Linked DNA regions of Homo sapiens: region 2 is linked to region 1. A link is a loop called in an ENCODE intact Hi-C map of the cell type or tissue named here. Cell type or tissue: GM12878. All regions are shown on one strand. Links, peaks and the distances in the headings refer to the core of each region. The heading gives the core; the rest is flanking DNA.

The links. Peaks named below come from ENCODE experiments on the same cell type or tissue, not always from the same donor. Only the 100,000 strongest peaks of a DNase experiment are listed, where the experiment ranks them.
Region 2: a loop joins it to region 1, with 2.8 times the contacts of the local background. A loop is called at or near these places in 7 of 110 quality-filtered maps.

What each region holds. Positions count from the first base shown.
Region 1 is chr3:8,503,123-8,506,017 of GRCh38, reverse strand. All of the region lies in intron 1 of LMCD1 (LIM and cysteine rich domains 1), which reads right to left. Among named protein-coding and RNA genes, the nearest start is that of LMCD1, 2.7 kb to the right of the region's middle. In GM12878, for the core only: no CTCF peak of the experiment used is centred there; a DNase peak (open chromatin) is centred at 1,541; H3K4me3 peaks cover 1,199 bases; H3K27ac peaks cover 2,366 bases.
Region 2 is chr3:8,577,822-8,580,737 of GRCh38, reverse strand. All of the region lies in intron 4 of LOC107986009 (a long non-coding RNA gene), which reads left to right. Among named protein-coding and RNA genes, the nearest start is that of LINC00312, 7.5 kb to the right of the region's middle. In GM12878, for the core only: no CTCF peak of the experiment used is centred there; DNase peaks (open chromatin) are centred at 1,427 and 2,147.

The sequences.
Region 1 (2,895 bases), core at 396-2,895:
AGGCTCTATTATGGCAAAAAAGTTGCTTATACACCTATGGGCATGTCTCCAATGTCTTGGCTATTAAGGTCTTTAAGTGACAGTTTAATATGTTTTTAAGATTGAGAGAGCCAACGACAATTCACGAGGAGCTGTGTTTACATTGGATCAGCTCACCCGGGTGATGTGCCAGTAGTTTGGCACACTGCAGGAAGTGGAGGTGAAAGCAGGAAGGGCTGAGTACAGAGGGAAGGCCTAGCCTGAAGGACAGGAAAGCCAAGAGGGATGTGATGTAGAGAAGCATGGAGAGAGACATCCAGGTGGACCTGGCAATGGACTTAGAAGTACCATCATTTAATGCCCCTTGGGCATTGTGTTGAGGGGTGAGAATTTCTAATTGGATCCCTCTGGAGCCAGCCCACTGGTGACTGCACAGTCAACTATGAACAGGTTCCTAGCTCTCTTTCTTCTAATCCCTTCTAAATTCCTACAGATGGTTCCTTGACAGTCAAGGGGTCTGTATTCTTGCAGAGCCTAATAGGCTTCAGTACATTTTCTCTGCAACTTCTGATAAGGAGCTTGATCCCTCTGGGCCTCAGTTTCCTTATCTAAAAAGTAAGGCACTCCAAGTCCCCTTCGAGGCCTAACATTATATAACTCCAAAGTGAAATGCTCAATAACTGGCAATCCATGTTCAGAAGGAAAGACTGTTCCATGTAAGCAGATTTTGCACCCGTTGGGTGAGAATGAAGGCAACAGCATTTGGTCATTGTCTTAGCTTGTCAAAGCTGAGCAATGGCTTAGGTTCAGCTGAATGAAAGTTAGGTGCTCTTCAGATGGGGCAGTTATAAATAAAAGTGTCCTCATTCACCAGAAAATTCCTTTCCGCATCCATGCACCCACTGAAATGTACCGCCACCACCAAGGACTGCCATGGCTAACTCTGAGTGCCCATATGCTGAGCCTTTTATGTACATCATCTCACTTAATTATCACAGCCATCTTGGGAGGTAGATGCTGTTACTGTTTCTTCAACTTTCAAATGAGGTGAGGATACTGACTCAAAGTTAATTAGCTTGCCCAAGAGCACACAGCTAGTAAGTGGGGGAGCTGGGACTTAAACCAGATCTGAAGCCAAAGCCTGCACTAATAACTTGCATCCTTAATAAACAAGAACAAATCCATAGTCGAGATTGGTTTCACCCAGAAAAATGGCATTTGGCCTTCAAGGCCCTTTGTTACCAAGAAATGTTGGCGATTTCACCATTCTCAGGGAACTGTCTGTGCTAGGAAACCTTCTCTTTCCTAATAGAAAAAAAAAGATGGTTCAAGAGCAGCCGGTGGAAGCATTTTACTTAGAAAGAAAGAGAGAAGTTAGGGAACTTGTAAGCTCTGCCACGATGTATGTATGTGGCCCCCAGTGAGTCTCTTTCCCCAGCCTGTCTGGGGTTGGTTAGATGACCTTTAAGTCTACTCCAGTTTTTAGATTTTATGTTCTTTGCTGAAGATCTTTTTATGACTTTCCAGTTGGTGGGGATTCCCGCCCCAGCCCCCTCGGGGGTAGGGAAGCGGAAACAGCCTGTATGCCATTTTAAACCATTTCTCATTTTGTAAATAGGCCCCTTGTAGCTCTAAGAGTCTATGAAATTGTTTCAAAATGTCTAAGTGCGATTATGCATCCTGAAGCCAAATGTTATAAACCTCCCCCACATACTGTTGCAGATTTAAAAAATAAATATGCAGTAAAAGCTTTTCAGCGTGTTGCTGATATCACGTAGTACTTAATCACTTCTGTGACATTCAGTTCAGCAAGGGGAGCTTCTCGGCTCTCCTCCCTCCCCTCCACATTTTGAGTTGAAGGCATTGGTTAACCTACAAAATGGTGATCTTCCTCCTGATTGTCGCAGTCCCAAGAGATAAAAAAAATCTGCCCTTTCATCTCTACCCACCACATTCTTTCTCTAAGCCTGTAATTGGATCTAAATGGAAAACAAACCCTTTGCAGGCCAAGGAAGTTGGCACTAGGGGGTGACAAGAAGGAGAACATGTTCCACCTCTAATCAGGATAATCACACTCCCCTATGCAAAGGAAAATAAAAACAAGGCTTCCTCCAAGTGGCAACACAGGACTGTGGTGAGGAGGAGGAGTCTCCATATACCTCATCTCACCTCATACAGTAACTATCAACCAGCTTATATTAAAAATACTCAGAATCATTTCACTTTCCAGAGGACAATGGAACTCTGCCACCTTTAGCCGTGAACTATTCTGTGTCTGAACTTGGGGAGGCAGTTCAGACACACAAATATCAATGCTACAAGTTAAAAAATAATGCATAAAATGAAGCCTATGCAAACAGTGTGGTCTTAGCTGGACAGATATTCTCATGAGTCACCCACAGGTTTTTGAGTCCTGCTGTGTGGCATGGTGTGCTATGTTCAAACAGGGATGAACAAGACAGGTTTGCCCTCAAGGAGTCCAGAAAAATGTATAGAGAAATAAGAGCATTGCATGCATAACTCACTACTAGGTAGCAATTAATAGGTATCTTCTAAGAGTCTAAAATGTTATGGTAATTTCTGTAGGAGGGGAAATGACTTGATTCTGCAAATAGCTTGGCAAATGCAGTGAGGCATGATACATTCCAGACAAATGCCCAGATTCAATGTGACTTGGTACCCACATTTAGAAGGATCCACTGGACTCTGTGACAGGGTCTGGGCAGGTGGTCTACAGAAGAGCACAGCTACAAATTAGACAGTGCATGCTGTGCCTCTGAGTGGCTGTTTGTGTCTTTAGTTTGATTCTCACGTCTTTTGTTTTTCCCCCTCTCATTCTACCCTGCAGGTTAATGGCAGATATTTAAGGAAGACTTTGCCCTTCAAGACTAAACCCTGTGAAATCAGAGTTTAACA
Region 2 (2,916 bases), core at 209-2,708, 75 kb before region 1:
ATGTGGTTGGATGGTTAAGAAGACAAACTTGAGGAAATCTCCCATAGTTCTTCTCCTACTCAACACCATGTGGGTTGTTTGGACAGAGTGTGGGTGGTGGTTTTCTTTTTCTATTTTTTTTTTTTTTTTGAGACAGAGTCTCAGTCTGTCACCCAGGCTGGAGTGCAGTGACGCAATCTTGGCTCACTGTAACCTCTGCCTCCCGAGTTCAAGCAATTCTCCTGTCTCAGTCTCCCGAGTAGCTGGGACTACAGGCACCTGCCACCACACCTGGCTAATTTTTGTATTTTCAGTAGAGACAGGGTTACACCTTTTTGGTCAGGCTGGTCTCAAATTCCTGACCTCAGGTGATCCACCCACCTTGGCCTTCCAAAGTGCTGGGATTACAGGCATGAGCCACCGCGCCTGGCTGGAGGTTTTCTTTTGCATGATGTGTGCAGAAAGGCTGGGCTGGGCAAGACTTGGAAAGGATAATTAAACGTGGCCTTGATAACCTTTGCCCAAATTTCCCGCCTCATCTGTAGGCACTTTTTGCAGTCCCCTCCAAGCCCCTGATGACAGCCCCTTTCCTGCCTCTTTGATTTGAACCATGCTGTCAAGTTGCCTTCTCTCCCCTCTCAAGGTCCTTCCTTAAGGAACTGGCAGACTGGGAGGGGCATGATGCTTCTACTGCTCTCTGTTAATGCTGCCAGTAGCCAGGAATGAGCCTTTTGGCATGGTCTGGTCTAGAGCTTTTTGCACCTGGTCGCTGGGAGCCCTAGGGGTCTGTGCAGAGGCCTTGGATGCTGCCATGAGAGGCTGATGGGTCGGGTGGTATTGGGGGAAGTCTCTAGCTCCCCTCTTCCTGCTGATTCTTGCAGCCCTACTTTCATTTACTTTATATATGGAGAGACTGTGTAAAATTTCATTGACATTAATAGTTCAAAAAATATTTGAATGTATCTGACTTAGCCCATTAAATGCTGCTGAAAGAATGCTCATCTCAAATCAGACTAGGAGGGAGCCATTAAGCAGGCCACATATGAATAGGGCTCTTGACAATGTACACAGCTCTTTCGTATTGCCTACCCCATTTCATCTACCTGAGAGGCGGATAGGACGGATAGTCCCATTGTACAGTTGAACATGAAGGTTTAGAGCCACTCTGTGGTAAAGCTCAGATCTGAACTCAGACTTTCTGCCTTCTTGGCCAGGGCTTCTTTTTATATCTAGAGTCCCCAGGAACTAGGTAGCCCTGGGTGGCTGAAAGAAGACTCTGGCTAGGAAAAGCCTAAGCTACTCTGCTGGCAGGGCCCTGATACCAGGGTGGCTATGGGATGGGTGTAGCGAGAGAGCATCAGAACGGTGTTCTAGTCTTCAGAGACCTCAGAAAGTCCCTCTCTCTAAGTAACACCTGGCACTGACTTCTCTGATGAGTCATTTGGTGCTGGGTTATAGTGTCTGCCATTGTTCCTCTTCCTAGACCTTTTCCTAAAACACAGCCGTTGAAACGCTTACAGGAGGGGAGAAGAGCCCAGATGTCTGGCCTCAAATTAGGGGCGTGTGTGTAACCCCCTTACTCCCCCACTCCCAGAAAGGAAGTCTGATGCTACATGAGTCTCTAAGATAGCAGTCACTAGCTCAAGTCCATTCTTTTCAGACAGCCGCTCATTTGCCTGCAGATGACTTAGTTTTTTTGGTAAAAGCCATCAGTGAGGAAAATAGTTCTAATTCTGCATTATAAATGGAACAGACAACACCCAGATTAGCCTTGTTTATTATTATAGTTATTTTTTCCTCTTGGAAAGTTTTCTAGCATGGAGGACACCACATTGTGTCATGAAACCTTTGCCTGGAACTGAGTTTGCCTTTAAACTTTTTAAGTGGAAAGAAGTTTCCTAGAGTGAACAGTGCCCTGACCCCTAAAGTGAAGTCAGTTCCCAAAGTCACTCCCCATGGACAATGGGTGGCCTATATCTGGGGCCATGTGCACATTCTCATGCAAGAGGATTCCTACTCAAGACAATAGAAAGCAATCACAATTTTAGCAAAGTCCAGAGGATCTCATTCTAATTTGTAGCTTGACAGCCCAATCAAATGGAACCAAAAAAATACATGTACCCAATCAGAAGGCACTTGTGTGACTCTGAATATGGAAGAAGAAATGAAAGTCAAAAGAAAAGCAGGCATCCATCCTGAGGACCGTAGTAGACTGCCAGGCATTTTTAGACTTGAATGATTCGACTTCTCATTGTTAATAGCGAGAGTCTCTGGGGCTATTTAAACTTTTGTTTCGTCATTCCAAGATAAGGTGTTTTAGATTTAGACTGTGGGTGTTCCCTCTAGAATTTTTGGCATTTTCTTCTTGGCCCCTATCTTTAATGACCCTTTGTTTAAAAAATGCTTTCCTTAAAAAATGTGAATATACTGGTGCATCCTGGCTCATTCTCTCAGACCCACATACTAATTTGGAATTTGTGATAATTCAGCCACTACTGAATTGACTTCCTTAAGCGAAGTGATACTGGTCATATATTGTATTTTACTTTGGAAAAGAAACAGCAGTTTTCTACTGCTGGTTCCAAATGAATTCAATTCGCTTACCAAGGCAAGACATGGAGTTTCTCCTAGATGGAAATGTGTTGGCTTCCTTGACTTAGAAATTCAACTTCTCATATCCTGTCACCTTGTTAGCTGAGGAGCCAAACATAATGTCTCATACCAGCTCCCTCTCTGAGGCTGGTTTCTTTTCTTTCTTTTTTTTTTTTTTTCTTTTTTTGGACAGGGTCTTGCTCTGTTACCCAGGCTGGAACAATCACAGCTCATCGCAGCCTCAACCTCTCAGGCTCAAGTGATCCTCCCACCTCAGCCTCCCAAGTAGCTGGGACTGCAGCCACATGCCACCATGCTGGGCTAATTTTTAATTTTTTGTGGAGG